Regions from separate parts of the Mus musculus genome. Here regions 2 and 3 are each linked to region 1. A link is a loop called in an ENCODE intact Hi-C map of the cell type or tissue named here. Cell type or tissue: gastrocnemius. All regions are shown on one strand. Links, peaks and the distances in the headings refer to the core of each region. The heading gives the core; the rest is flanking DNA.

What was found. Peaks named below come from ENCODE experiments on the same cell type or tissue, not always from the same donor. Only the 100,000 strongest peaks of a DNase experiment are listed, where the experiment ranks them.
Region 2: it touches region 1 in a loop (4-fold over the local background); 3 of 42 quality-filtered maps call a loop at or near these places.
Region 3: it touches region 1 in a loop (2.9-fold over the local background); 2 of 42 quality-filtered maps call a loop at or near these places.

Annotation. Positions count from the first base shown.
Region 1 is chr15:96,706,043-96,712,713 of GRCm38, forward strand. No RefSeq gene overlaps it. Among named protein-coding and RNA genes, the nearest start is that of Slc38a2, 9.6 kb to the left of the region's middle. In gastrocnemius, for the core only: no CTCF peak of the experiment used is centred there; DNase peaks (open chromatin) are centred at 3,091, 3,757 and 4,600; H3K4me3 peaks cover 1,742 bases; H3K27ac peaks cover 2,987 bases.
Region 2 is chr15:96,769,610-96,776,280 of GRCm38, forward strand. No RefSeq gene overlaps it. Among named protein-coding and RNA genes, the nearest start is that of Gm32564, 46 kb to the right of the region's middle. In gastrocnemius, for the core only: no CTCF peak of the experiment used is centred there; no DNase peak of the experiment used is centred there; H3K27ac peaks cover 3,353 bases.
Region 3 is chr15:96,914,513-96,921,183 of GRCm38, forward strand. No RefSeq gene overlaps it. Among named protein-coding and RNA genes, the nearest start is that of Gm32677, 79 kb to the left of the region's middle. In gastrocnemius, for the core only: no CTCF peak of the experiment used is centred there; no DNase peak of the experiment used is centred there; H3K4me3 peaks cover 277 bases; H3K27ac peaks cover 3,037 bases.

The sequences.
Region 1 (6,671 bases), core at 716-5,715:
AAACTCGGATGGACTGCTTGTTACCCACACTCTTCTGTTTCTCAGACCCACTCTTCTGCAAGACACAAATATGAAAATAATTGCTAAGACTTGCTTTCTAATGGCTTTGTTTGGTCTAATTAAATGACAGCCTGATCCCTTTGTCTCAAGACAGTGTTACTCAAAGTTAAAACTTAAACGCTCGCCTAGCAGTGGTGGTGCATGCCTTTAACCCCAGCACTTGGGAGGCAGAGGCAGGTGGATTTCTGAGTTCGAGGCCAGCCTGGTCTACAGAGTGAGTTCCAGGACAGCCAGGGCTACACAGAGAAACCCTGTCTCAAAACACCAAAAAGACAAAACAAAACAAAAAAACTTAAACACGATAGCATCATAGAAAGATAATAAAATTACTTTCCTCCCCTTCTTCCTCCAAACTACATCCTTTCCTTTGTTCCCATGAGTTCCATATTTTCTTGTTTTATTTTTAAATTGTCCAGTAAAATTATATTATTTTACGAAGAATGTTTTGAAGGATCTTTACATAGTGAAAAGTCTCAAGCAAGCTAAGTAACATCCTAATTGTCTCACCTAGTTCTGTTTTGGGAGCAAGAGCACTTGATATCTCTCTTCGATTTCCACTTGATCGTTCAAGGACATCCCATGCTCATCAGGTTTGAAAATGTGGCTCCTGTAGCTGTGGCTCCAGGTCCTCATGCTGGACAGTCCAACAAGCACAGTCATTACTGAGATACCTTGCTGTCTCCAAATTTAATCTACCATCTCCAGCTCCTGTTCTATTCCTTAGTTCTATAAACTCAACTAGTTTAGACTTCAAAGAGATTGAGATTATGCAATGTTAAGTCTTGGCTGATTTTACTGATTAAAATGGCTTCCAGTCTTATCAATATTGTCATAGTCTATGTTTTCTCAATATTAATCTCTTCTGGATCCACTAGAAAATTCCTTTCTGGATGGGCGGTTGCAGTGCATGGTTGTAATCCCAGCACCCAGGAGGCAGAGGCAGGTGGATCTCTGTGAGTTCAAAGGCAGCCGAGTCTACGAAGTTGCAGGACAGCCAGGGCTATTACACAGAGAAACCCTATCTAGAAAAACCTAAAAAAATAAAGAAAATTCTTTTCTTACCCTGTCCATATCACTTTGTATAGTCTATTCTTGGGATCATGTATAGAGGGTGCTCCGTGAAAGACGAACTTAACATCTACAAAATGGCTCCTCAGCCCAGAGTAATATGTTACACGTTGCTGATCAATTAGAGCACACTTTCAAGTTGGAGGATACTTCATTAGATATTAATTGCTGTGTGACAAAATATTCTAGCTTACTGTCTGAAAACAATTTTTATTATTTCTCAAGATTTCTGCCGACCAGGAATCCAAGAGTTTAGTTGGGTGCTCTGGCTTAGGGTTCAATACAAAGCTGCAGCTCCCTGCTTTCTTGATAGAAGCTGAAACATCTCCTTCAGCACCCTTCACCCTGGGGGCAATTCCGCATGGCCCGCTGCTTCCTCTCTAAGGCTCCTCCAGAAGCTGTCACCAGGACATGCCTGCTGGCTCTTCCTGGTGCAGATGATTGAGGAGAGACGGAGGCAGACACTGCCTTCATGAACTGACCTTCAATGGTACCTTTCTCTCTTCTGCCATATTGTATTACCCGAAAAGACAAGTTCTGATTCAACACAGAACGGTGTTACTGTAGGTAAGGGTGGGTGACAGGCAGAGAGAACCACTGGGCTATATTCTGGATGCTGGCCAACCAGAATTTGCCAATCGGTGAGCACCAGATTCACACAGGGGTTGTCAACCACCAGACACAATTGCAACAAACATACTAAGCAATGAAAAGTGGCTTAGATGAGACTATATATAGCACATAGCAGGTCTGCAGAGATGCTCTGAGCTTAACTTTTAGCCACCACAGTCTTCTCTAAGACTTCAGGGGGTAGCTTTTTGTTTTGTTTTTTTATTCTGATCTCTTTAATATCCTGGGGGTGTCCTCCATGAGGATTGCAGGTTTATGATTATAGAGTGGTTTCAGGGGTCAAAGGGCAGACATCCACAGGGTGGGGTTGGGGGTGAGGGATGACAGGTGTCAATTCTGTGAGTCAGTTTCATGAAGAAAGATCACATTTCCTGGAAGTACTGCTGTGATGTTTCACACTCCGTTGATCAGCATCAAGGAACTTAATAATGTCTAAACAGTATGTTATGCAGTGAGGCCATGATTTGTAAGCAGTGTTGTGTGCAAGGCATGTTTTCCTCCGTAAGAATAAAATTCTGGTGCCCCTTAAGACACTTAGCCCTAGAAGACCTTTTCAGGAACATTCAGATTTACAGACATTTTAGTATAAATGTTTACTGCTATTGAGACTTTCAAGGGATCTAGTACCAATCGTTTCTGTCTCCTCTCTAAAAAATGAGGAATGGCTGATTTTTTTTCTTTTTGTCATGCTTCACTGCCATTTCCTCTGGAGTCCATTTTGCTAGGTACAAGAAAGAATGACAGCAAAGAGAAAGTGTTCATGGACCTAGATCTTCCACCAACACCTGCTAATCAGCAGTAACAGGGTTGAAAAGTCCACATGCCCACGGGTTGACAGAATGCTCACACTTGGAACGAAAAGCTAATCGAGAAAACAAGGAGCCAGCGCAGTTATAGAGGTCTAGGTTTTGAATACTGTGCTACATCCGATTGCTTTAAAAACAATAAAGACTCAGATCATTACAATTCTCCAAAATCTGTTTTTAAAAACGGGTTACCCGTATTTTTGTTCAGAGGAAAAGGCAAAGATTTATCAATATATTGTGCCTACTTTTGGGCCTCGATGACCTTCTTGGCCTTCAGTCAGTTTCGTGTTCTTTCTTCACCCAAGGCGAAGAAATAAAGATTTATTAACATACCTGCAATTCTGGTTCTCAAGTGGGTTGTGGGGGCTTCTATGGGCTTGGTTCTGAGATTACTCACAGAAACTCCCACTGTTTTGGCTGAAATCTTTGGCACAACGTGGTCTCATGTAGATGTCTGCATCCGGTTTCCAGTAAAAACCTCTCTGAGGACAAGTGGAGAGCTAACACCCCTCTATTCGCCTCCACATTAGGCAACACTCACCCGACTGAACCAACCCGTGGCTAAAATGGCTAAATTTGTTTTCTTGAGGAGAACCACGCACACATGACACACCCCTTTACAGCCAAAGAATGTCATGGTCGGTGTGGCCATTTGTCACCTCTGGGTGAGGTCAAACTCCTTACAATTGCTGCCTCAGGGGTAAATTCCGTGAGGCATATTTCTGGATGGGGGGGAAAATGAATATTATTTATTTTCCTGGGGTGGGTGGGTGGTGGTGATCCAGATCGGGCTTTGTCTAGGCGACCGTCGGTCCCCTCAGCATCCCACCCCAACCACTCCTCCCTCCATCCAGCTCCATCCAGAAGACGTGGGACCCGTGTGGAGCTGAGGTGACGAGGTTGAGGCCGCGGCGCCCCGCAGACGAAGGCTGAGGCGCCAGGGCGCCGCTGCTCGCCTCTCAGGATGCCAGGCGGCCACACATGAGTTGGCCTCGCAGGCACCCCGGGCCAGCGGTGGCAGCTCCGGAAGTCATGGCCGAGGGGTACGCGGCGCTTTCCCCCTGGGGAGGGCGGGGCTTACGCAGCGGTTTCCCCAGGGAGGGCGGGGCTTGCGCAGAAGCGCGGGGCGGAGGCGGGGCTGCTCCCCAGGGGCGGGAGGAACCCGCGCAGAAGCAACGGGCGGGAAGGGGGCGTGGCCTACTCCGCGCAGCCTCAGTAGGTCTCCTGAAATTTTTCCACTGAGGCTGCGGGCGCGGAGGCCCCGCGAGGCGCGGGCAGCTCGTGCGCAGACCACTTCTGCGCAGACCGCTTCTGCTCGTCCAGAGCCCACGTGATGGCGACTCACTGGGTTCCGCCTTCTTTTGGTGCGCGTGGCGGGGAGGGATGGAAGGGACAGGGAGCCGCGGTGGGGAGCCAGTGACTGGGGAAACCTAGAGAGTCGTGATCATCAGGGGTAATCCTCCGCTCGGGGAGGCCGCGGGGGAGCGAGGCCGCTGCAGCATGTGCACGTGCCCGCGCCTGGGGCCGAGCCCGCACCCCGGCGAGCAGGGACTCCCCAGCTCGTGGGTTGTCTTGCTAAATCCCCAGACCCACGAGGAAAGTCCCCGAAGCTTTGCGCGGTGCTTCCACATGGCTCCCAGTGAGCCTTTGAAAGTGGCTTTCAGAGTTGTTCTCCTGCTCCTTTGTCGAGAAGACGTTACGTAGACATTCCGCCCTCATCTTGGCCCTAGGGAGGAAGCGGGTTTTTTTGTTTTTTGTTTTTTTTTTACAGAAATGCTGCGATCGTTTAGTCTCGTGGCATTTTAGATTCTTTCTAGTAATTGTGTGTGTGTGTTTATCTTTTGAGTCATTCTATCAAAGTCTAGGAAGGAGAAAAAAACCGACAGGGAAATAAACACAAAGACAACATACTCGCCTCTGAGTTAGGAAATTACAACTTTTCTTTACCTGCTGACTTTTTCCTGGGAAGAAATCTTCGAGGTGAATATAATGTTGAGTTCAGATTTCTCCACAGCCCTGCCCGGGGCCCTTTTCTCTCCTAAAGTGGAGCAAAGGTCAGAATGGCGAAAGCTACTGAACCTGGTGGATACCTCCTCCCCCCACGTTTGTTCTACCTTCACAACTATGCGTTTTACTTTTGACTTGTGTTTTTAAAATTTTCCTGGAATTAGAAGCATTGTAATTAATGAGTCTAGATAATACTTAGCTCTCAGAATAGATGCTATTTCGAATTCCTTATTGTTTAACACCCCTCCCCCCACTCTTGAGTCAAGGTTCTACATAGGTTCAGGCTACCTTTGAATTTTCTAAATAGCCTTGGTCGATCTTAAACTCCTGATCTCCGACTTTCACCTTCCAAGATGTGTTCCAGATGTGCCACGCAGCTCTCAGGCTTTCCAATCCCTTGTACATATGCATATTTAATTCATTAGCTCTGTGAGGTAGGGGCCGCTTAGAATTCATTATTTACCTATTACAGTTAAAAACATGGAGAAGTTGAGTAGCTTGCCAAGGCCATACAGTTTATAGAGTGACCGGATTTTGACTCCACAGACTGTCAAATTTATGCTATGTTGCTGGCCTAGAATTTCCTGGGGGGCTGTGTAATTCAGCTGTGAAGAGCGCACTGACTGTAGCCTGCAGAGCACTCCGATTCTCAGATCTGATTCTTAGGACCCATGGCATGGCCCACAACTGTAACTATACTTCCAGGGAATCCAGTGCCCTATTGTAGCCACCTCAGGCATCAGGCATGCTTGTGGAGCAAAGACATATACAAAAAGACCAAACACCAATACTAAAAATAATGAAAAGGCTTTCCTGTTAATAGGTTTAATTGTATCGAAATATTTAAATTTACATTTTAGTTTTTTTTATTATTATTATTAGCTTTCCTGAAGTCCATTTTAGAGAGGCATCTAAGTTTAATTTGGATAGAAAGCCACACAATTTAACAAGAGCTGTTGAAGAAGTCATGCGTTCAGAGCAGTGGTACATTTTTCTTATGTAGAAGTTTATTGAAGTGTCTGACCTAGGAACTTATTTTCTCCAGGGAGAAAATAACTGTAACTCCAGCTTCTAGCACAAGGAGAACAATCCAGGAAAACGAGGCTCTTGGACTTTTGTCATTCGGTAAATTTATATTGATTGATGCGTACTAAAGAAGTGAGCACCCTTGAAAGGGTCAGTGATGTCATGCCAACCAGAAGGAAATATTCCAAGAGGCACATGCATATGAGATAGATTCGTATCTATATGAGTAGGCGGATACATCTGCTCCTTCTTCTCTTTCTTTCTCGAAGCTTCTTTTCCTGACTGATCTCGGCTGGGTTAGAAGCTTTTCTTGTGTGCTGGCACCTTTGGAAGTTATTACCACAGAATTTTCGTGACCCATCCACGGGCCTTCTGATTAAGTACCATGAACGGCAGGCATACTTCCTGCTCCACACGTTGTCCCGCTGCTCATCACGGTTGTCTGTCCTGAAGTGATAGGATTTATGGGGCTCAGCGGTTCTTGTTGAAAAGATGAGCTAACACAATTCGTCGGCTCCATCTTACTAGAATGTGATACAGAATTCACTTCTAACAGAAGCCGTGGGGTGAATGCACTTGGGTTTGTAGTTCCTGCTTAATTTTCATCCACAATAAATGACGTTCCCCCACCCCAGCTTCCTCCTTCTTCACATTGCTTTATGACTATTCATCTGTTCCTCCACCCATCCATCTACCCACTCATCTAATCATCCATCCACCCATCCATCCATCCATCATGCATCCATCCCCCCACCGTTACTCCTATAGTTGATACTGGGGATATATATTGAGTTTGTATATACTTCATTGTCCTGTCTTGTGTTTCGCAAATGATAGTTCTGTTTTTATATGGCAGCTTTTAGAAATACTTCTGTGTATGTGTGTGTGCCTGAGTAACGTATGTGTAATATGTAAACAGGTCAGAAGAGGGCTGAGTACAATTGTGAGCCACCATGTGGGTGCTGGGAAACAAGCCCAGAGCTTCTTAGAGCGTAGCGCATGGTTTTAACTGCTGAACACTCTCTTCAGCTCTACATATGATTGTTTTTTGTTAAATAAGAAAAACAATCTTGT
Region 2 (6,671 bases), core at 545-5,544, 63 kb after region 1:
AATGCTCTTACCATGAATAATATTATAAACCATCGAACAAAAAGCAACAATATAGACTTTCTAGTCGCTAAAAACTAATAATATTTGGCAAGGCACGAGCATAAAATGATTTAGAAAAATTAATTTAAAAATTTAAAATCCAGGTGGTTGTGAAATTCTCTAGATGCTCTTGTACTTGACAGTGAGGAAGAGGCCTGCCTTGACCCCTAGATGCCTGTGTGGCCTCTGGGAGGTCAACAGCGCATTTCCGGCCTTTGACAAGGTCGGCTCTGTGCTTGGGGGCATTCCAGTCCCACTTGAGATAACCGTGAGTAAGCTGGGTGGACATGCAGCTCGAAGCACGTCGCCTCCTTCTCTAACGTGTTCAGCCTCCAGCCCCCTCGCCTGGGTGGGTAGCAGGGTGTTCTGAAAGGCCTTCCTTCCCTCTGTTCCCAGAGGATCTCGTTCTCTGCTATCTCTGGGATCTCTCCTTGCTGCCTCTGTCTGCTCTGAAGTCATGTGGCTGCTTGCCGCCCCAGTCCCCTCTGTCCTCCTTCCCAAGGTGCTTTGCGAGCAGGTGCTCCCTACCGGAAGCCATGTCCTGCAGGTGTCCTCCCTCCGGGACACTCTTGTGTCTGACTTTATTTAGCCTTACCTGTGTCTCTATTCAGAGGCCTGTCTCTCTCTCAGTGTTTACCAGAATCTGTTTTGTTTCCCTCAGAAGGACTCTGGGTAGAAGTCTAGGTTCTTCCTACACGTTACTGTGATGTGTGTGAAATTAGGTAGCGAGGTCACAGGTAAAGGCTGTTTCTTGGGAAGCTTGCCCGATGTCTTATTATTAACTAAAAATTTATTAGGCGAGGGTTCTGTATGGGACAGGAATGCACACAAGTTCGGACCAGTGTATGACTCATTGGCTTTAAGGAATTCAGAAGTGGTGGTTCACTGGGGAAGTCAGCCTGAGAAATAGCAGAGAGGAAGAGGAAGAGAGAGAGAGGAGAGAACGTGGGGAAGGGCAGGGGAGTGAAAGATGTGGGAAAGAGGAGCTGAGAGGGCCTCTGGTGGGTAGAGCGGAGTAAACAGAGCACTCCAAGGCCCTGTTCCATAGGGTACAGCCCATCAACAATTCTGCCATTCATATGGAACGGATGGTAAGACGATGGCGTTCTAAAGCGGTCCGATGGGAGGGGAAGGGAAAGGGACTGTAATTATAAGAATGTTTATAATGTCTGGCACAGCTCAGCTCCAGGTAGCTTCCATCCATCCATAGAGTCCCTTGCTAACTGAGCTCCTTCCTCCGCCAGGACATCCCATTAGAACAAACACAAGCAAACAGCAATAACCAAAGCTCAAGAACAAAGAAACCGCTATCTCATTTAACCACAGCAGACTCATGCCCTCGTGACAGGAGACAGGATGTGGATCTGGATTTGTGCAATCTTTGCTAAGGTGCGCGCGCTCACCTATTTACCTGTTCATACTGACTTTTTAATTTTTTTTCCTTTTTGGGAGGGAGGGGGCATCGTCACATTCTTTGGCAATGAGAATTTGCTTGTCCCCGGGGCTTATTGAGGTAGGGCCTCAGCACATTTTTGATGAATGACTGCAGAGCACAGCCCGGTTGCTCCATGGAGTGTGGAAGCATACCTGGAAATGGGCTCCTCAGGGGACTGGGGGAGGTATTAGGTCCAGGTGCACTCTTTCAGATCACTTGGTCTTAAATTCTGAAAGGGGAGAGGAACCGTGTAAAGTCTCCGGAGCTGGGTTCTTCTCGTGCGGCCAGGAGAAAGGCCGTTAGAAGCCCTGGTGAGAGTCATCCCGCAGGACTTCAGCGATGTCTTTTTATCTCACAAACCTTTCTTTACGCTTCCCACAAACTCTCCTCTTCTTCCTGTGCCACTTCCCTGCTTGCCAAAGGACCTCTAGCTTGCTTACTGTGTGTCAGGATCAGAAAGTTTTGTAGAAGATGAACGTTCAGTAGTGATTTAATAAGGCTTGGCGTCCATGAGGACTGACCGTCAGCTGACAGGAACCCAGCAAACCCTTTCCTCACCCAGGGAACAGCTACGGCTACCCACAGAGGTCTTAATATCATGTTAACATAAAAAAAGGGCGCCAATAAAGTTAGATTGTTCAAGCATAAACTAACTCCCCCAAGTCTACCCTACAGTTCATTTCACCAACAACTCCTAAATTGAAGCAATCTCGAGTGGAAGACTTGTTCTTTCCTATAAAGTGAGAGACTATATGCAGAGATGTAGGCACTTAAGAAGATCCGACTTTCGACAAATTGAGAATCAAGCTTGGTGACCTTTGACCAACTCATGTTTTCTTCTGAGACTATAGTAACCAGAGTGCACAGTCTCAAAACAAAAATGCCTTTAAGAAATTACGTAAAATCTTGAACATGCGTGTGACTAATGGAAATACTGATTATTGATGCTTCAGGTACAGGGGAAAACAGACCGTGTGCCAAGTACCACACTCATTATTTAGAACACACCAAGAAGGAGACATAAGCAGGTCGATGGGGAGAAAGCCCTGGAGGTACGACCACAAGACCACACGTACTGCAAGAGCAAGTAGCAACTGTGGGCTAGAACCCAGATCCTACCGTCTCTGCGTAGTTGTCTACGCAGTTATCAATGTCGATGCTGTTCTTTGCTCTTTAGACTGGGACAGGGGAGTGCTAACTGAACAGTCATCAATGGGTCAGGGCTTTTCTTCCTCACTGGAGACAGAGTATAGGAGATGGGGGATGCTCTCGGGACGATGAGTGAGGGAAAAGCTGTGCTTGGAAGAAATACAGCAAGAAATTCACAAAATGGGCAAGAGCGGGGACTGGAGAGGCCAGAGCTGTGTGGATGCAGCAGTAAGGGCTTCTGAGGTAGCGGCAGAGTTGTGTCTTTCTTGGCTCTCCCTCAGAGTATTTGGGTACGAGAAAGGATCACGGTGGCTAGCGCTCCCGAGGCTACTTCAGAGATCTATGTGGTCTGTTCTCGTTCCTCCTTTGCCAGCTTTGACATGTGCAGACGGTCCTCAGGGTTTCGGGCCCTCACTCTTTCTCCGACAATGTAAACTTAGGCCCTCTGCTGCCACTACTTCAAGTGATCCATCACCTCACCTCGGGCAACCCCAAGAAACAGCTTTGGATAAAGGCACCCGCTGGAACACCTGCTTGGCCTCCTTGCCTTCACAATCCATTTTTTGGGGGGGGGCGCATTAGTTTTCCTGGTCTTCCCTGTAATTGGTTTGGAAGCTTGTCTGTCAGCTGCCCCTGTCACTCAGCTCTCAAGGGCAAACTGCTGTCATCAACCAAGAATTGGAACAGGTGAAACTTGATACGAGCAATGTGACACATAGAGGAAGGTCAGCGAGTGACTCAGTTCTGGAAACTTAAATCAGGTTCGATAGAGGTGACTGGGAACCCAAATGCCTCCTCGAGGTTTCTGCAGGGAAAGGCCTTTAAGTGGCCTCATTACCGAAGGCTCAGTTCCACTATTAGAAAGGTGACCAGTTCAAGACAACTGGCTCCACACACAGCTACCTGCCCGTCTCACTCTGACTTCCAGTGTGAACAAGAGCAGTTCTGGAAACTGGTGGGGGAAGAACATGTCGGTGGGAGGATGGAGGGGTTGGGGGCTGAGGGTGGGGAGTGGGGGTTGGAGGGCTTGGGGGTGGGGGGGGCTTTCTTCAGAGTTCAGACATACACAGCTCAGGGCCAGAGCAGGCCTATGAAATGAAACCAGCAAAGGAAGAGGCTCATGAGAAAAATGCCCCCCCCCCTGTTTCTTTCTTGTTCTCACACAGTTCCATTCTGTCAACTTGTTATTTCCGAGTTGTGTCCTTGACTTCCAAACCTCAGACAGGGTTGACCTAACCTCAAAAAAGGCCTCTTGCAGTTTGCCCAGGTCCTTCCTACTTAGCTCTGCTATTCAAGCTGATTTCAGTTTATGGAAGGGAAAGAAGATGACCTCACAGGAGTGACCTCCTGTTTTAAGGGAAGGCACATGCTCTAGGCTAGGTGGCCCTGGCTGGTGGCTGGTGGCTGGTGGCTGGTGGCTGGTGGCTGGTGGCTGGTGGCTGCTAGCTGGTGGCTGGTGGTGTCACATCTGAGGGGTGACATCATTTGCAGTAGTTGCATTATTTCCCGGTGCCTGGGTCTGACTTCTGTGTCTTGAGGACAGTGACTACAAACACTTAGGAATGCTCTGAGATGAGGTGCTGATACATACAGGGCTCATGGTCACCCCTGAGGTCAAGCCTACACAGTGAGAGGGTTTGGAATGCTCTCTGCATGAAGTCAGGGCTATATCTGCTTGCCAGGTTAGTGGAGGGAAGTGGAAGGGAGGTGCTTTTGTGTTGAAGAGAATGCAGAGCCAGCAATCTCCCTTTCCCCTCTATTTTCAGGGTGTGTGTGTGTGCATTATGCTTTAAAGCTCCCAATTCTTTTCTTGTGGAGGTTTTGCTAAAACCTGCAAGTTTAGACTATAGAGTGGGAAAAAAAAATCCCACCCATATCCTCCGGTTATTGATGTTTTAAAACATTTAAGTATTTTGACCTAAATGCTTAAAGAACAAAGCCAATTGTTCAACTGAAAAAAGCAGAATGTAAATATTTAGGTTAAGGTCTTTGGAGCATCTATTTTCACAATTGCAGAGCTTCCTTCCAAATATCAGAGAAAGAGGTAGGACCAGGGCCTTTGAAAAGCGTGGGAAAGCAAGAAAGAAATGCAAACCTTCTCATAAACTTCCTTCCTTCTATTTCAGTGAGACCCTCGTGTCTGCTCTTTAAGTGACTTCATAACATGTATTTTTGGAAATCCTAGTTTCATCGAAATAGACAAGGTTGACTGTGAATGAGGTGAAGTGTTAAATAAAACACCACCCTTGGAAAACAGAAAGTGCGTCTTTATTCAGCCTGCGTGACTCCTTCCCGAGCTGGCCAGCTGAGGCTCAGCGGCCTTCTGCCCAGCCTTCTATCCGCCTTCCTTCCTGGCTGCGTTCTTTCATTTTTCTGCATGTGTTTATTGTACATTCATCACCAAGTGTTCTCCCACCTCACGTACAAGCCAGCCATGGAGCGGGGTGCAGTTAAGTTTCACACACGTTGGTACTTTTCCTCCAGCCATATTTCTTCATTATTTGACAAATCAATGATTTCAAAGCACAGCCCAAATATTAGAGAGAAATGATCGCTCCTTGTGTAGTAGCCGGAGAGGGAGCATCGGCAGCTTAGGGTGGGGATCTTGATGAGGAAGGAAGGCCAGAGGTCAGGTGACAGGTCAAAAGTGATAATTGTTTGCAATGACAGAGCCCGCCTCAAGCTGTGTTCTAATGTGCATTCTTAACATCCATAAATTACAGTGATACTTGCAAAGACTATTCACAGTGTCATTGTAGGAAGGGGAAAACTGAGTCAGAAAAACCTCACTTTAGGTAGTGTTCTAAGAATTAGAGAGGTTAATAGAATCCCAAACACAACGATGCAAACCCCAAAAATGTTCTGAGAGGATTAAAATGAGGCAGTCGTGCAAAGTGTTTATATTTGAGTAGTTGAGGGGTGTGTGTGTGTGTGTGTGTGTGTGTGTGTGTGATACAGTCTATCGTACAATCATTTCTGTAACGACACCGCATGGCATACTTAAAGAGGAGTTTCTTGTGGATTTTAACGCTAACCTTAGCTGTGTGAGTTTGGGGAAGTTGCCTTGTTTCTCTGTGCCTTGATCTACTCAGCCAGACACCAAGGATCATGATTATGAAGATGAAATGAAGTAGCACATAGACATAATTTAGCATGCCTAGCACAGGATATATCCCCCCCCCCCCCGTGAGAAAAGGGAAGAGTGGTAAAAGGGCAAAGCACATTAAGATAAAATGGAATTCAAAGTCAGAAACTGGAATCTCAGGCAACTGAAACACCATGTGTTATGAAACTTATACATGCCCCACGATAGATGGTGCAGCTTCTCATATGGCCACAGTTAGGTGACATTTGTCACAGAGGAGGAGAACAGGCTAGAGAGCTGCTGATTCTTTATAGTGAGCACCATGGGGCAGTGGAGAATAAGTGAAGAAGCCATGGCTGGCTCTTCCAGTTAAAAGTGGGTGAGGATGATCATGTCTAGAAAAAGAGATACACACCCAAAGAGGAGAGGTTTTGGAAAATGAGGTTATCATCGGGTTAGAACCAAGATAGCTGACGTGTGTGGAGTCTTCTATAAGATTCTGTGCAGATGGTGGGAACCCCCATCAAGCTACAAGAAGCTACGTACATTAGACGACATGCTGTCACTAAGAGTTGAGGCACTCTAAGAGGTGGCTTTGACAGAGCGAGACAAGAAAGCTGAAATTTCTTTTCTTAAATGTCTTTACCTCTTTAATATCTTCAGACTCATTTTATTGAACCCAGGGCCTAGAGGTAGGGTGGAGGGAAAACACAGGCTCTGTACTCTTTTTTTTTTTTTTTTTTTTTTTGGTTTTTCGAGACAGGGTTTCTCTGTATAGCCCTGGCTGTCCTGGAACTCACTTTGTAGACCAGGCTGGCCTCAAACTCAGAAATCTGCCTGCCTCTGCCTCCCAAGTGCTAGGATCAAAGGTGTGCACCACCACCGCCCGCTGGCTTTGTACTCTTACCTGCATTTGACCTTCTCAAATCTCAGTTTTCCCATCTGTCCCATGTTAACTCTCGA
Region 3 (6,671 bases), core at 581-5,580, 210 kb after region 1:
TGTCTTTGCTACAGTTCCCTGTAATATTGGAAGAATACGACCATACGATGTGTGTGTGTGTGTGTGTGTGTGTGTGTGTGTGTGTGTGTGTGTGTGATTAAGTGGATTAATATTATAAGCTCTAACAGCACCACCTGGCATATTGCTGTCCTTATATAAGTGTTGGCAGCGATCAAGGTGATACTGATGTTGACAAAGATGTGTCACTCACGGGGGCCCCCAAGGGAGGTAGCACAGGTGGACATGGCATGCACTGTCCATTTCTGGATTGCTAGGGCTGAGGAATTACTTTGGACAGGAGAGGAGTCAGTTCTCAAATTCTGAATGTGGCCGTGAGAGCATATTCATCATGAGGTGTTCAAAACACTAGGGATGCCCTGTCCAAAAGCGACGGGAACAAAACACTATCCACAATGAGCAGAGCTTTCTCCGGAGTGAGTTCTCAGATGTGAGCACACATCAGAAACATCTGAAGGAGTTACAGCAGGTTGTGTTCCACTCCTGGGTCAGTTCACAGATCTGCGGGAGAATCCATGATCCGCATTTTCCTAACATGTTCCAGAATGACGCTGTGGTCTGAAGTCCACACTTGGAGATATTGCCTGCTCCCTTACCTTAGACGGTAGGTCAGACCTAGAATTCTTGGCTTCCTGCTACAAACCACATCTTCTGCTGGGCAGCCCGGATTCCCTCCCAGTTTCAGAGATACCAGCTCTGCAGGCTCCCAGGGTCTATGTGTGGCTTGGATCCCGTTCCTGTATTTGTGAAAACAGGAGATTGGACTAAATCTCTGGGCATTCTGAATCAGGATTCCACCTATGTGCCCTGGCAGGACAGAAGAGGACAAAGAAGCTGGTCTCCTGCCAGTCTGTCACCCAATTCTCTATTAACCCCACTGAAATCAAGAAGTTGTCTATAGCTCTGTTGGAGAAGGCAGGGAGCTCTCTCTGACATTTTCAGCGAGATGATTTAGATTTTCCATCCCAGAGTTTACTAGTTTAGATGATCACAAGACTACACTGTCACTATCATGAGTTAATCTGCTTCATGAGTGCAGGATGAAGTGTCTTGACAACCCACTGATTCCGACAACAGTGGTCAGGCTGGGGATCATGGGTTCGTGTGTCATTCTCTAACTTTAATCTCCTCCGGCCCCTACTTCGTGGCATGCTTGCTGGCTGCACCTGTCTGCAGCTCTGGGCCGCAGGTTGATTTCCTGGGATGAACGCCTCATGGAAATGACTGGGCAGGCCTTGCAGTGAAATAGGAGATCCACAACCCTGAGCTTGGCAGGTCGTCTGTCTCCAGACCATTTTGATGGTGAGGCAGGTAGGATTTCAGTGACGAGTTACATAACCACTCTCGGAAGGGACAGTCTGTTCTACCACCGCTAATTGTTGTTAATAATTTAAATGCTCTTTTATCAGATTACATATTCCTGTTTACCTCTATGACTTACATAAAGAAATCTTTAAGTTTTAGACTTTTGGCTAGTTTTTTTGTTTTGTTTGTTTGTTTTTTTGTTTGTTTGTTTGTTTTGTTTTTTAATATAAAAGCTCAGGGAGAGCCCTAGCAAATTATTTCTTTCCTGGAACCTATTAGAATATCCTCTTTTTTTTTTTAAGAAAGCTTTCTGACATTTAAGAAAAACAAAGAGATGATTCTGAGCCTTAGCAACCTTCTGGTGGTGTCGGCAGACCTCTGGGGTGACAGACATTATGTTCCAGTGGGGTCAGAGTTTAGCGCTGGGGCGTAGGTGAAAAGCCACTTCTACCTTCTTACTGTTTAATAGAGATGAAACAATCACTCGTTTATAGTGCAAACCGAATACTTAAAATAGCACAAGGAGAACAAAATGCTGTAGAATCTGAGCAGAGGGGGCTTTCCATGGGTGGCCAGGTTTGGAGGAATCTTAGTGGAGTGAGAGGAGGAGAGAGTTCTGACAGGTGTGGCTGGGGAAGGACCTTCTGGTGGTGACATTCTCTCTCTGAGCAGTCACCACAGGACAGTTATGGAGGCTTGTTCTTAGACACTTCTTTCCAACAGGGAGTAGCCACTGACTCTGGCAGACACTTTGGATAGAAGAAGCAAGCCTCGGAACTCACCTGTGGGAGCGTGGTGGCCAAGCTCTGAGATGGATCAATTTCCTTCATCCCTTCTGCCTTACTTATCCACATACGGTTCAAAGCTGGCATTTGGTGAGGAGCTGGCATGCCAGTTGGTAGCCTAGAGAAGCCAGCCATGACCCCCGTTAACCCAGGAGGCTACAACAGAGCTGGGCCTACTGAGTTTCTACCAGCTCACAAATTGAGAATGAGCTGAGGTGGTAAGGGAGCATACGGGCCAGGAGACCTTCACGTGGAGGATGGCTAGGGCACCAGATGCTTAGAGGAAGGCCAGGAGTAACAGAGGAATGTGAGCCAGGGTCACGAGGCTGCAGTTGAGAAGTGGCTGGTGTTCTCTAGGAGTGAGGATCCTGAGTGGGTAGCACACCGTACCCAATCCCCATCTTTGCTACCTGAGTGTGTGTGTGTGTGTGTGTGTGTGTGTGTGTGTGTGTATTTGAGGTCACTTTAGAAGTAACTCAGGAAGTCCAGTTCCCTTGGTAGTGGGACTGGGGTCATTTCTGCTCATTCTCTAGATAAGGGAAGCAGCTCACAAGAGAGTGTTTCATAGAACATGTGCCCATCCATCTACTCTTGTTGGTGTTGTCCGGGAAGACACTGCATGGGTATTTCTGCCCTTCAGCCAGTTCCCCCTGGAATTGGAAGCTCACACTACTGCTTACAGAGCAGTACTGGAATGTTGGATGCTGCGTCCAGCTCAGTGCCCACACTGGCCCTGGAACTGAGGGGGTGTAGCATGTTATTTCTCCTCAAACGACCACAGAGCTCATCTGGAAGGAGAGATGTCACAGGTCATGTCTTAACCATCTCAGGTCAGCAGTATTTCTCAACTGCATCTGATAAAGTGTGCATTGACACCGTTTTTTCTATGTCCCTGTTAACTATTCAGAACAAGTAAATATAAAACTTTTATGTAACTTATTTAGTTTTGATCACAGCAGTATCTTCCATAGACAGAGTGACCAGGGAACATGATGCCTTTACACACTACTCTGCCACCCTCCTCTGTTAGCTCTTTCAACCCTGGAGCAGTCAAAATGTGCAAAGTTTTAACTTTTACAGTTATCTTAAATTAGTGTTTTTTCTTTTACACTTCTATTATTTTTTCTGATACTGATAATGACTGAAATTATTTTTTTATTTTATATATTTTTATTATGTATTTTCCTCAATTACATGACTTTGAAATTATTTTGTGGCATTCTAAACTGATAATTCTTTTCTTAAGGAATAGACCCTTTAAAGAGCAGTTTGGGGTTCCCAGTGAAACTGAATGGAAAGTACCCAGCGTTGCCAAACCCCCACATCCTTGCCCATGAAGTCTCCTCACTCCACATGTTAGCATTCTGTTTGAAGCCACTCATTTGTGACAGTGTAATCATCACACAGTACATATGGCTTATGGGTAATGTTCCTAGTGCTGGGCCTTCTGTGGCTTTAGGCACCAGTATCTTGATGGACCTGTAGCCTGACCAGCACAGTACCATCTAAAGTACCGATGTCTTCTCATATAGACTACATCACACAGCAGTTTCCCAAAGCCATTTCAATGGGCTTCCTTCACTTACTGATGCCCATCTATGATCTTTTCCCATTCCGATGGCCTTACTTTCGATGTTTCATAATGTTGTAATGTGTAGACACAGCATGGTTTCTCTAACCCATCTGTTACTCAAAACACTCTTGCCGTTTCCAAGTTGGGGTAATTGTTAAGTATGGTGCTACAAACACTGCATCCCAAGGTTTTGTGTGGACCCAAGTTTTCCATTGAGAAAAGGATTGTTTACCATTTAAAAAATGAAGTCTTCGTTTCGCCTTCTTGCCAGAAGTGACCAGAGCGCCTGCTGTGTGTCACATCCTCACCAATGTTGAGTGGCATCAGTGTTCCAGATTCTGTCATTCTGACCAGCACATAATAGGATCTTAATGTTACTTTAATTTGCCATTCCTTGACATTAAAATGCAAGGGCACCCACATTCATGACATTAAAGCTCAAAACATACATTGAACCCCACAAAATAAAGGTGGGAGACTTCAACACCCCACTCTCACCAATAGACAGGTCAACAGGTCATTGAAACAGAAACTTAACAGAGACACAGTGAAACTATTAAAGGTTATGAACCAAATGGAATGTGTGTGTGTGTGTGTGTGTGTGTGTGTGTGTGTAAACATTTCACCATAAAACAAACTAAAGAATACACCTTCTTCTTCTCAGCATCTTGTGGTACTATGGTATTTTCTCCAAAATTGACCATAACAAAACAAGCCTCAACAGATACAAGAAGATTGAAATAATCTCATGCATCCTATCAGATCACCAGAGACTAAGGCTAGATGTCAATAATGACACCTTTCATGTAAATATTTGTCAACCGTGTCTCTTTGATGAGGTGTGTTTTGAAGTTTGATGGTTTTTGCTAGTTGGTTGGGTAGTTTATTTAATTTATTTAGCTTATTCATACGTTTTCATCTACACTGTGGATTATCTTTCCATTTCCTTTGGCAGTGTCTTTTGCCGACCAGAAACATTTAATTTTAATGACGTCCAGCTGATCTTTTTCACGTATGTGCTTTTAGTGTTGGGGTATATATAACCAATGTTACATTAAAAACTCACATCCAAACAGAGGGCCATGTAGATTCTTCTCTTTCTAAAGTCTCACAGCTTTATGTCTCACATTCAGATCTAAGATCTACTGTGAGCCCGTGTTCTGAAGTCATGTTCTGTGTCTACCTTTATAGTTTTGGCTTGGGTTGTGGTCTACCAGTATTTAGACCACCTTTACTCCTCCAATACAGACCAGTTGACTGTATTGTATCTCTTTCATCAACTTGCCTGTTCTGTGGATACAATGTTGCATTGGATTTGTAGCTTTTATAATTAACCTTGAAGCAACACAGTATTAGTTTCCTGACTCTTTGTCTCCTTCAATGTGGTATTGGCTCTTTATGATCTCTCCCTAAACTTTAAAATTGGTTTGTCTATACTCGCAGAACAGCTTCTGAGAGTTTGACTGAGGCTGTATAGAATTCATGGATCAAAGTGGGAAGGGTTGACACCTTTACAATGTTAAGCACAGCCACCCAGGAGCATGGTCTCCTTTCCCTTTATTTTGTTCTTTATTCTTCCAGTGGTTGCTCTCATACAGATAGGCTTAGATATTGGCCTGAATACTTGGGGCGCGGGGAGTTCAGTGCTAACACAAATAGCATTGTGGTTTTAACTTCAAACACTACCTGCTTATTGCAGGTACATCGAGCTTCCGTCCTGAAACTCAACTAGAATAATCCCTTAATGAGTTCTAGGAGTTTGTTGTTGATTCTGCTACACAGACCTTCTTCATAGACGATTGGGTCATTTCTGAACAAAGCTGGCTTTATTTCCTTCTTCTTCATCAATTTCCCTTTACTTCTTTTTCTTATCACACCGATGGGACTTCTCTTGCAGAATTGAAAATAGGTGGTGAGGTGGAAAAAGAGGGAATCCTTGCTTCGTTCCTAGGCTCCTTAGGAAGCATCCAGTTTCCTAGCCTTAAGTGTGATCAACTGAAAAATATCTTTATTGGGTTGCTTAGTTCTATTCTTTGTTTACAGAGAGGTTTTAAAAAACGTGTGTTTGACATTTGAAAAGTGTCTCTTTCTGTATTTTTCAATATGATAAGTGATCTTTTTTTCCATCATCTTTTTGATGTGGTCACTGATTACTGAACTATACTTTTGTACCTAGGATAAAGCCTGCTTGGTGGTGGCATATAGTTGATTGTGTAGAATACTGAACTTGTTAACCAATATTTTCTTGTGGATCTTTATTTCAGTGTTCATGGGAGATACTGATCTGTAATTGTTTTTTATAAACAATTTACATGTGGTTCAGACTCTAAGGTAGTGGTGGTACCACAGGAAGAGGTAGAAAGCATATATTAACGAAGAATAAAAATTCCACCTTAAGAAACCAGAAAAGGAAAGGGAAATTAGCCCTAAAGTAATCAGAAAAAAAGTGAGTGATAAAAATGATCACACAAACCCATGTAATATGTACAGAGGAAAATGAGAAGCAAAAGCAATAAACCCCAAAGCTATTTCTTCAAAAAATGTTAAAATTAATAGCCTTTTTCCAGGAGGGGAAAATTAGAAAGAAAAAAAAACACACAAAATTCTGATATCAGAAAGAAAATAAGAGCCTGTCTGCGGCTGATTTCCAGTGAGATCACTGAGAATACAGTCTCTTCTTTAAATGATTGGTGGCATCCACCAGTAAACCCATCGGTGCCAGGTGTATTATGAAATAATACTGAACAGATTTAACTTCCTAACAGAGATAAGTTCTTCCAGTTGTTCATATTACATCATATGCGTTCTGGAAGCTTTTGACTTGAAGGAAAGAGACCATTTAATCCAGGTTGTTTGTAGGTCAAGTCGTTCATAGTATTCATTGTTTATCTGAGCATCGTTGGCATCTGTAGTGATGTCTCTGTTTTATTTCTGATAGTAATTGGTGTTTTCTCCCCCCTTTTTTCCTAGTTAGTTTTGCAAAAAAACAT